2 separate regions of the Homo sapiens genome follow, and region 1 is linked to region 2. Evidence: read pairs that join two places in POLR2A ChIA-PET (ENCODE). Cell type or tissue: Panc1. All regions are shown on one strand. Links, peaks and the distances in the headings refer to the core of each region. The heading gives the core; the rest is flanking DNA. Region 1 has its middle 6.5 kb from the start of NR1D1. Region 2 has its middle 8.5 kb from the start of WIPF2.

The links. ChIA-PET counts read pairs that join two places held together with the same protein. Peaks named below come from ENCODE experiments on the same cell type or tissue, not always from the same donor. Only the 100,000 strongest peaks of a DNase experiment are listed, where the experiment ranks them.
Region 1: POLR2A ChIA-PET joins it to region 2 with 5 read pairs; 20 of 35 experiments call an interaction of 5 or more read pairs at or near these places.

What each region holds. Positions count from the first base shown.
Region 1 is chr17:40,104,453-40,109,821 of GRCh38, forward strand. No RefSeq gene overlaps it. Among named protein-coding and RNA genes, the nearest start is that of NR1D1, 6.5 kb to the left of the region's middle. RefSeq lists enhancers at 2,294-2,923, 3,360-3,894, 3,895-4,428. In Panc1, for the core only: no CTCF peak of the experiment used is centred there; no DNase peak of the experiment used is centred there; H3K27ac peaks cover 435 bases.
Region 2 is chr17:40,208,102-40,213,470 of GRCh38, forward strand. No RefSeq gene overlaps it. Among named protein-coding and RNA genes, the nearest start is that of WIPF2, 8.5 kb to the right of the region's middle. RefSeq lists an enhancer at 4,856-5,150. In Panc1, for the core only: no CTCF peak of the experiment used is centred there; no DNase peak of the experiment used is centred there.

The DNA.
Region 1 (5,369 bases), core at 286-5,285, 100 kb before region 2:
GGTAGAAAAGATGCATATTCACAACCTGGTACAGCAAGGCACTGCCCTGGTTCTGCATACACTTCCACTTGGATTCCCAAGTCTGGGATTCTGGGGACGAACCTTCCCATTAGGGGCAGTGTTGGATCCTGCCTGTGTGTTTCCAAATATGTCTTTAATTTTCCTTGATTTATTTGGACTGCAGAGGACAGCAGACACAGAGGAGAAGAAGGAAAGGTATTGAGAACACTAAGCTCTGGTCAGTTATGTATGTGTGCACGTGTGTGTGTGTGTGTGTGTGATTCTATGACTATGAGTGAGACTGCATGTTTGTGTGTGAGTGTGAATGCTGTGTGTGTGGGTGTGCATGTTTGATCTGAGATCTGTTCTCCCTGTCAGTAGGTTGTTCTGGGTAACAGGGCAACACCCTGTGCAAATTCTGGGTGGCCTAAATCTTGGGCCAACTGCTTGACTGACTGACTGACTGACTGACTGACTGACTGAGGGTGGGTCCTTGCTGGAAACAGGTCAGGCTTCTGTAGATGCCTTCCCATCCCCCTCCTTTCTCACCAAGAAACCATTGCCCAGAGTAGAAACCTGTCTGCCCAGGTGATGCAAACCTGGTATAGAAATGCTGGGGATGCCCCTGAATCAGGGAACCAGCCATGTGCCTGGGAGAGACTCACTCCCTGCCCTCCTAAATCCTTTTCTTTGTCTCTAAAAGGCCAGCTATCTTTCCCAACCCCACCCAAAGCCTGGATGTTTTGGGGAGAACTTTAAGAACATGCCACAGGAAGGACAGAGTCTGAGCTAACTTGTTTCTCAGTGTGGTGGGGGGAGGGGGATGGAGAAAGCAAGGGCGAGGCATGAGCCAGGGCTGGGTTCCATGGATGTGTTTTGCCTCAGATTCTATCTTTACCTCACTACTGCTTTTTCCAAGGAAAGGAAACCATAAATATGTATTAAGTACCAACCGTATGCCAGGCACTGTGCAAAGTGTTTTGTACACATTATCTCATTTAATATTCACAACAACCCTATGCTGTAGGTCTCATTCTTATTTTAGAGATGGGGAAACTGAGACTTAGAGAACTTTATTAACTTGCCCAGGGTGCCAGAGGGTCTAGGTGATTAGTCTTGAAGCTGTAATTTGCATAGCACTTAAGACTGAGAAGATGTCCATCAAAGAATGATAGCGCGGATGGAGATTATTGGAGGGGCTAAATCTCCCCTCTAGCTATCTCTTGAACTACCACTGTCAGCGTCACAATGAAAATGGCAATGCTGGGGATTCAACCCCAGGCGTGAAGATGAAACTCTTTCTGCTAGCAAGACTGCCCCTCCTAGAGAGATTACTGCCACCCTAGGGGAACGTCTGAGCAGCAAACTCATCCTGGTGTTTCCCAAGCAATGGTGATGCTTGGAAGTGGGATATATCACCAAGAACAGAAGCCTGAAGCACCCCTTGTCCCTGTCCCAGGGAGTACCTCAGCTTTCCAAAATCTCTCTTTTAACCCCAGGCACATTTCCTCTTCCCCTAAACTCTTCCCACTCCCCGTCCTACATTTCCCTCATCTGGTTCTAAAAGTAGAAGGGGCAGGAACAGGGTGCACAAACCACAGACTGCTATAGAGGTGACTAACAGAAACAGGCGTCTGAACTCTCTTCTCTACCCAAACCCTCTGAATTTGGGGTCTGCTGCTGGTGGTGAGGAGAGTGGGGCAAGTAGGTCAGGGCCCTCTGAAGTCCCATGGTGCTTCATTCCAGGAGCTGTATTAAGAAGATTGGTTGAGGGAGCGTGTGGAAGGCCACCAAGGACCAACAAAAGTTGTGTCCAAAGCCTTAAGGAAACAGCATCCCACTTCCCCATTTACCTGCTTGAGCAACGTGCACCTCTAAAACCAGCCCTTCCGAAAGCCACTGTCCTGGGCCAATGCTTCTTCAGCAGATGCTTTGAAGAACCTGAAGAAGGGTCCCCTCTCTCAGAACCTAGGATCTCACCCACATCACAGGATCCTGGAGGAGGCATGGATTGTCCTTGGCAGTGGAGACTAAGCCCCAGATGACCCTTTTTCTGGCATCCAGTACATGCTCTGCTAAGGCCTCCTGTCCAATCTTTGCCATGCTGCTGGAGCCACAGTGGTATCATCTTCCAGGCCCCTGCACCTGCCCATTGGCTGCCCTTGAGCCTCTGTAGAACTCAGATGCAGGGAGAATGTGGGGGAGGTGGAGGAAAGGGAGAGGGGGTGCTCTGCATCTGCTTCCATCTCTACCCTTTATCCCAAGCTCCATCTCAAACCCTCTCCTTATCCAGTGTCTCTCCATCCTTTGGGCCTCTGCAGATCACCATTAGCTGCCTGGGGAGGCCAGAGGCTCATGACAGTCCTCGTGAGCAGAATGGACCTCGGAGGAGCGGTGGCCTGGGCAGGCATTAGGGGCCTTGTGTAGCTTCTGGGAGGCTTACATAAACACTGGCTGGGATGGGGAGGAAAGGGGGGTTGCAATGGCTGCCCAGGGAAAAAAGCAACCCCCGCCCGGCCGGCTCAGCCTGAGTGGAAAGAAGGAACAAGGCTTACTTTCCCTCCTCTCACTCCTCTCCCCTGGTCTGCAGCTGTTAGTCGGGCTGGAAAGACTGCGGTATCTTGGGGGAGGGGGGGCAGGAGAAGGAGAGAGAGAGGATGCGACTTCACAAATTTGGGATCCCTCCTCCTCTTCTAAATTGGGGGGAGGGCGAGTGGGGAAGAAGCAGTTTGCCAAAGAGATTTTCAATGCCGCAGGAAGGAGCTTTGGCTCATTAGAATGCGCAGTTTGCACCCTGGAAAAAAAAAATCTGTGCTGGTTGCAAAAATGCAGACGTGTGTAGGGGCCCAGCGGAGATTAAAAAAAAAAAAAAAAAGCGCTAGCTCTGCAATGCAGGATCTGCGAAGTTTTGGTGCGATGAGGAAATGTGGGTCGTGCTCATTTCATTTGCTTGTTCCTGCTAACCTACTGTCCCCCTGACTCTAGCATAGTCTCATAGCCCAGCAAGAGGCACCGCAGCTTAGAAATGGGGTCACGAGTAGGGGGCAGAAGCAGAGAGCCAGAAGTGGGGGTCTGTGGTTAGAGTGCCCAGAGAAGGACCAATGGAGGTTAGAGGGCCAGGCAGATGGAAGGGGGCACTTCAATGAGGGATGGAGGCTGAATTTGCCTTTTGCACACGCATTTGTTCTGCAGCTACACAGGGGTTATTGGGAAAGCCCTTCTAGGTTTCCTCCAGCCCTCGGCTCTTCCCCATCTCCAAGTAGCAGAGGGACTTTCCCCTTCCGGTCCACTAACCTCACAGACCACTGTTGCAGAACCTTTGCTTCATGTCCCCAAACACACAAATCCCTGAACTGTCCTTGTTCTAACCCTGGAGGGGGCACTTGCTGCGTGTGTGTGTCATCCTCCTTCCTAGAAAGAGGGGACAGGGTAGCCTGATTTGGGGAGCCCAGGCTACAGGGAAGCCAAGTCTTGGCTCTGGGCAGACATCAACACATCACCATGAGGGCTGGGGTGGGCTGTTCTGTGTTCTTGGCTTGGGAAGGTCCTTTGTTCTTTTGAGGCTTAGGGTTCTGGGTTGTGAAAACACCAAGGGGCTGCCTGGGAGGAAAATATGCTTGGGGAGACCATGTTTCTTTTCTGGGTGTTTGCTCCCCTGGTGGCTCAGGAGAGACAAAAGGAGACAGAAGCAGGATAAAGCGCAAGGAGACAAGAAGGGAGCCCCGCGCGCTTTCCCTCCTTCCTCATCTTGCCTCCTGTTTCTCTGGCCCACGGAGGAAGGGGCCCAGTGTGTTTGTGCCGGCTCGAGGCTCACGCGGGCTGCCGGGGTCACATGGCCCGGGCATGTGCAGCCTGCTCCATTTCTACCACAACAACTCGCTCATAAACAGCCCGGCTGCTGCGGCGGTGGCGGTGGAGACATGTGCAAGCGAGGGGGTGGGGCACGTGGCCCTGCCCGAGCCAAGGGAAGGCGCTCGCTCAGCACTGCCTCCACCCCTCCCCAGCACTGGCGCTGCCTCGTCACAGGAAATTCCTAGTGCTCCTGTTGCTGCTGCAAAACATGTTTTGGGGAAGTGACTTTCAATAAGGATGGAATCAATGGACTATTTAAAAAGAGACAGAATGGATAATCAGTTAGAGACCGACTTACGCCTGCCCTTACCCTCTCTTAAGATCTCTGTACTGGTTAGGGTGGTACCAGTTCCTTCCTCCTATATAAAATTGGAACCATGTAATCCCAGCACTTTGGGAGGCCAACGTGGGCGGATCATTTGAGGTCAGGAGTTCGAGACCAGCCTGGCCAACATGGTGAAACCCCATCTCTACAAAAAATAAAAAAAAATTAGCCAGGCATGGTAGTGGGCGCCTGTAATCCCAGCTACCTGGGAGGCTGAGGCATGAGAATCGCTTGAACCCGGGAGGCGGAGGTTGTAGTGAGCCGAGATCATGCAACTGCACTCCAGCCTGGGCAACAGAGCGAGGCCCTGTCTCAAAAAAAAAAAAAAAATGGAACCAATCAAGTCCTCATGGTAAACAGTGGGGGGAGGGGCTGGGGTTCTCTAAGACAGTGGTTCTCAAGATAAGCATAGGGATCTGGGGTCACCTGGGAACATGTTAGAAATGCAAATTCCCAGGCCCCATCCCAGGTGGATTGAATCAGAAGCTCTGGGAGCAAAACCCAGCAATCTGAGTTTTAACAAGGCCCTTGGGATTCTGGGAAGCCTGAGACCCACTGCTTTAGGTCTTCGGTCCCTAACAATCAGTCCTCTAGGAGAATCTAGCCCAAGATCTGGGGACATGTCAGCTGGGCGTGGTGGCTCATCCCTGTAATCCCAGCACTTTGGGAGGCTGAGGCAGGCGGATCACTTGAGGCCACGCATTGGACACCAGCCTGGTCAACATGGTGAAACCCCGTCTCTACAAAAAAATACAAAAATTAGCCGGGTGTGGTGTGTGCCTGTAATCCCAGCTGCTCAGGAGGCTGAGGCAGGAGAATTCCTTGAACTGGGAGGTGGAGGTTACCATGAGCCAAGATCACACACTGCACTCCAGCCTGGGCGACAGAGTGAGACCCTGTCTCAAAAAAAAAAAAAAAAAAAAAGATCTGGGGGCATGTCTACCTTCCCCCTTTGTGCTGCTTCATCTCAAAGTCCAGCCACAGGGCGTAATCAGATTTAGTTTGACTCAGAGTAAAAAGCATTTATTGAGTGCCTCCTGTGTGCAGATTCTGGAAATGCGGGCAAATGGCACAACAGTAGTAGGCTAATGAGTAGCTGAGATCTCAAAGAGGAGTGGAAGGTACTGGGTGAGGGGAGAGTGAAAGAAAGAAAAGGTTAGAATTTTATTTGTTTATCCTTTCTCCATCTTAC
Region 2 (5,369 bases), core at 192-5,191:
GTTTGTTTGGTTTTGCTGTTCTGTGTTTCTCTTTGATTCTCAACCCAGTGCATCTGGCTTTCTCTGTCATCACTCACATAATCTGCCTGGGTCAAGAGCACCGATGACTCCCATGTTACCAAATCCAAGAACACTTATTTTCCTATTGCTGGCATTTGATATTTCTGACCATTCTTCCTTCTGGAACACTTATCGCTGCTTCCAGGATGCTACGTTCTCAGGATTTCCCTGTCTTCTCTTTCTCAGTCTTCCTCACTGGCCTCTCCCTCAGCCTGGTCCTTGTATGTGGAGTGCCCCAGCTCCCTCTTGAGCCCTTTTTTTTTCCTTCCATAATCCTGGGCTTAGATTTCATCGTCATATTTGTGTTTGGGAATCTACTGCTGCATAACAAACAGTTCCAAATTTAGTAGCTTAAAAATGACAACTTTGTTTTATTTTATTTTACTTTTTATTTTTTTTTGAGACAGAGTCTTGCTCTGTCGCCCAGGCTGGAGTGCGGTGGCATGATCTTGGCTCACTGCAACCTCCGCCTCCTGGGTTCAAGTGATTCTTGTGCCTCAGTCTCCCAAATAGTTGGGATTACAGGCATGAGCCACCACGCCCAGCTAATTTTTGTATTTTTAGTAGAGACAGGGTTTCACTATGTTGCCCAGGCTGGTTTTGAACTCCTGACCTCAGGTGATCTACCTGCCTCAGCGTCCCAAAGTGCTAGGATTACAGGTGTGAGCCACTGCACCCAGCCTAAAAACAGCAACCATTTTATAACTTCTCATGATCTTCCGGGCTGATGGGAGCTTAGCTGGATAGTTCTTCTGGTCTCACTTGAGGTCTCTCTTGCTGCAGTCAGAAGGCCACTGGAGGGCCAGGTGCAGTGGCTTACGCCTGTAATCCCAGCACTTTGGGAGGCCGAGGCGGGCGGATCACCTGAGGTCAGGAGTTTGAGACCAGCCTGGCCAGTGTGGCAAAACCCCATCTCTACTAAGCATACAAAAATTAGTCGGGCATGGTGGCTGGTGCCTGTAATCCCAGCTTCTCAGGAGGCTGAGGCAGAAGAATCGCTTGAACTCGGGAGGCGGAGATGGCAGTGGGCCGAGATCGTGCCACTGCACTCCAGCCTGACAAAGCGAGACTCAGTCTCAAAAAAAAAAAAAAAAAAAAAAAAAAAAGCCACTGGAGCTAGCTAGGATGCTAGCTCACATGTCCTGAGCCCTGGTGGGAACAAAGGGACCACAAGGATGGCTGGACTTTTCTCTCCATGTCCAGGCTTCTCCCTCCAGGTGGTCTCTGCAGCAGAGTACCTGATTTCTCACATGGGAGATGACTCCCAAAAGCAAAAAAGTAGAAGCTGTCAAGTCTTTTTACAATTTAGTCCTGAACCTGGTACAGCTTCAATTCTGCTGCATTCCACTGGTTAAGAGCAGTCACAGGCCAGCCCCACATTCAATAAATACCAGGACTCCTGGTTCACTGGGAGCCATCTTTGGAAATTAGCTACCACAGTTTATGAGTCCCAAATTCCTAGGATTACTCTCCTCAGTTTCAGACCCAAATATCCAGTGATCTAAGGAATCTCTCTTCTTGGTCATTCCACTGTGCTATTCGGGCTCCTCCAGTGCCCCAGCCCCTCCTCTTGCTCTGCAACTGTTTCCAGCTAAGTGTTAACATCACCTCCAAGCAGGAGTTCAAGTCAGAAATTTAGCAATCATATTTGGGTCCTCCCACTCTTTGGTCCCGCATTCCTTTTCTTAAATATCTCTAGACTTACCCCTCTCCATCTCTGCTGCTGATACTCTAATCACAAACATGGCTAAGATTGGTGAGTGGTTTCCATGTGTGTAAACACTTGGGATGCATTCCATTTGGGCTTATCTGCTCATTTTGCAGATGAGGAACCTGAGACTGGTAGAGGTTGGATAATTTGCCCAAAGTCTCACCTTATTCAAGAGTGGGGAGAACTAAGAGGCCTTAGGTTCTGCAGACAGACAGGCAGCCCTGACTTCAGAGGCTTTGTGCCAAGCCAGTGTCCAGCAGCCACTCAGTGTAGACAACTGTCATCTCCCAGTTGGCCTTTCCTAGCAGTCTCCCAACTGGTGTTCCGGCCTCCAACCTGGCCCCATCTAATCCATCCTCCTTGCTGCAGTCAGAGGTATCTTTCTAGAATACCAAGAGCATCTTGGTCTTCTCTGCTTAAGCCTTTCAATGGTTTCCCTTGAGATAAAATCTAACTTTTCTCAATACATAATTAAGTCCTTCATAAATTGGCCCCTGTCAGCTTGACAGTATAGCGTGAGGCAGTAGCTCTTCATGGGAGCATTTTGGAAATGTCGTTGTCCATCTATCACAATGGTAAGAACGTGCTATTGGCATTTGATGGTCAGTGGTCAGGGATACTGGAGTGCTATAATACAAGGGACACCCAACCAAGAATTATCCTTGGTTTCCACAAAACTCTTTTTTTTTTTTTCCAGAGTCTTGCTCTGTCACCCCAGCTTGAGTGCAGTGACACAATTTTGGCTCACTGCAAGCTCTGCCTCACAGGTTCAAGCTATTCTCCTGCCTCGGCCTCCCAAGTAGCTGGACTTATAGGTGCTCGCCACCACGTCTGGCTAATTTTTTTTTTTTAATATATATATAGTTTCTGAGACAGAGGCTCGCTCTTGTTGTCCAGGCTGGAGTGCAGTGGCACAATCTTGGCTCACCCCAACCTCTGCCTCCTGGGTTCAAGCCATTCTTATGCCTCAGCCTCCAGAGTAGCTGTGATTACAGGCACCTGCCATCATGCCCGGTTAATTTTTGTATTTTTAGTAGAGATGGGGTTTTACCACATTGGCCAGGCTGGTCTGGAACTCCTGGTCACGAGTGAGCCACCCACCTCAGCCTCCCAAAGTGCTGGGATTACAGGCGTGAGTGGGTCCCATCTTTACGGTGGGGGAATCTCCTATTAAATTCCCCTTTGAAGACTGAGCACGGTGGCTCATGCCTGTAATCCCAACACTTTGGGAGGCTGAGGCGGGAAGATCATGAAGTGAAGAGATTGAGACAATCCTGGCCAACATGGTGAAACCCCGTCTCTACTAAAAATACAAAAAATTAGCTGGGCGTGCTGGCACGCGCCTGTAGTCCCAGCAACTTGGGAGGCTGAGGCAGGAGAATTGCTTGAACCCAGGAGGCAGAGCTTGCAGTGAGCCGAGACTGCACCTCTGTACTCCAGCCTGGTGATAGAGCAAGACTCCATCTCAAAAAAAAAAAAAAAATTCCCCTCTGGAGAGGTTTTGGGGTGTTTCCCCTTCCCATGAGACAATAACAAAAGTTCAAGTTCACCAGGTTAGTCAAGTGCCCTCAGAGTAAAAGCTTGTTTCAGTGTTCCACTGACCTCTCTCTGCATCCCCTGCCTTATTTTATTTTGCCCTGAAAATTCCTTACTTTTTCAGCAGCTCATCAAAGCATTTAAAATTTAAAAAAATTTAGGCTGGGTGTGGTGGCTCATGCCTGTAATCCCAGCTACTCGGGAGGCTGAGGCAGGAGAATCGCTTGAACCCAGGAGGCAGAGGTTGTGGTGAGCCAAGATCACGCCATTACATTCCAGCTTGGGCAACACAATGAGACTCCATTTCAAAAAAAAAAAAAAATTAGGCCAGGCGCGGTGGCTCATGCTTGTAATCCCAGCACTTTGGGAGGCCAAGGTGGCAGATCATGAAGTCAGGAGATTGAGACCATCCTAGCTAACATGGTGAAACCCTATCTCTACTAAAAATACAAAAAATTAGCCAGGCGTGGTGGCGCATACCTGTAATCCCAGCTACTCGGGAGGCTAAGGCAAGAGAATCGCTTGAACCCAGGAGGCGGAGGTTGCAGTGAGCTGAGATTCTGCCACTGCACTCTAGCCTGGGCGAGAGCGTGAAATTCCGTCTAAAAAAAAATTTAAAAAAATAATAATTTTTATCTGAGATTTTTAGTTGTTTTTTGGGGAGACAGAGTCTTCCAGGTACTTGGCCTGGCAGACAAAGGAAGGCATAAACATGAAATATTTTTGCACGTATTTAATATGACCTGTTTTTTTCCAAGAATGCAACTACTATGTAAATTGTTTTGTATTGTTCAGAACTTTATCAAAAGTTGTTTACCATTTTGGAAAATCACAACCCTAATGGCAATGCTGTTCTATACAACACCCTTAGGTCAGTCTGCATTTATCTCTACCACACTCTTAGTGATTCTAGGTATGGGTGCAAGTATCTGACTACTTTATCTTCTAGTGTAATGGTGCCTGGGTATTTGCATATTGAAACGCCATCCTTCTATTTGTCTTTTTTTTTTTTTTGAGACGGAGTTTCACTCTCATTGCCCAGGCTGGAGTGCAATGGCATGCTCTTAGCTCACTGCAACCTCTGCTTCCCGGGTTCAAGCAATTCTCCTGCCTCAGCCTCCTGAGTAGCTGCGATTAAAGGTGCCCACCATCATGCCTGGCTAATTCTTTATATTTTTAGTAGAGATGAGATTTCCCCATGTTGGCCAGGCTGGTCTTGAACTCCTAACCTCAGGTAATCCACCCGCCTTGGCCTACCAAAGTGCTGGGATTGCAAGTGTGAGCCACCGTGCCCGGCCTATTTGTCTTTTTTATAATCAAGACATCATATTGATTTGTTTTTTGAAATCATGTGTCCAGGCAGGTTATATTATCTGTTCATTTCACTTTGGGATATTAGTGTTGCAAAATATTTGTTATAAGAAAGGAACATTGGGACTGGGTGTAGTGGCTTACACATGTAATCCCAGCACTCTAGGAGGCTAAGGCAGGAGGATCACTGGAACCTAGGCGTTCCAGATCAGCCTGGGTAACACAGTGAGACCTTGTCTCTACTAAAAACAAAAAAAAAATTAGCTGGGCATGGTGGTGTGGGCCTGTAGTCACAGCTATTTGGAAAGCTGTGGCAGGATTGCTTGAACCTTGGAGTTCCAAGTTACAGCCACCTATGATTGTGCTACTGCATTCCAGCCTGGGTGACGGAGCAAGACCCTGTGACATTGGATATGGTAGGGTGGAAAGTCACCAGCCAGGACATTAAGAACGCAGACTCAGCCAGGCATGGTGACTCATGCCTGTAATCCCAGCCCTTTGGGAGGCTGAGGCAGGCAGATCACGAGGTCAGGAGTTCGAGACCAGCCTGGCTAACAGTGAAACCCTGTCTCTAAGAAAAATGCAAAAATTAGCCAGGTGTGGTGGCATGCGCCTGTAGTCCCAGCTACTCGGGAGGCTGAGGCAGGAGAATCGCTTGAACCTGGGAGGTGAAGGTTGAAGTGAGCCGAGGTCGCACCATTGCACTCAAGCCTGGGTGACAGAATGAGACTCCATCTAAAAAAAAAACACA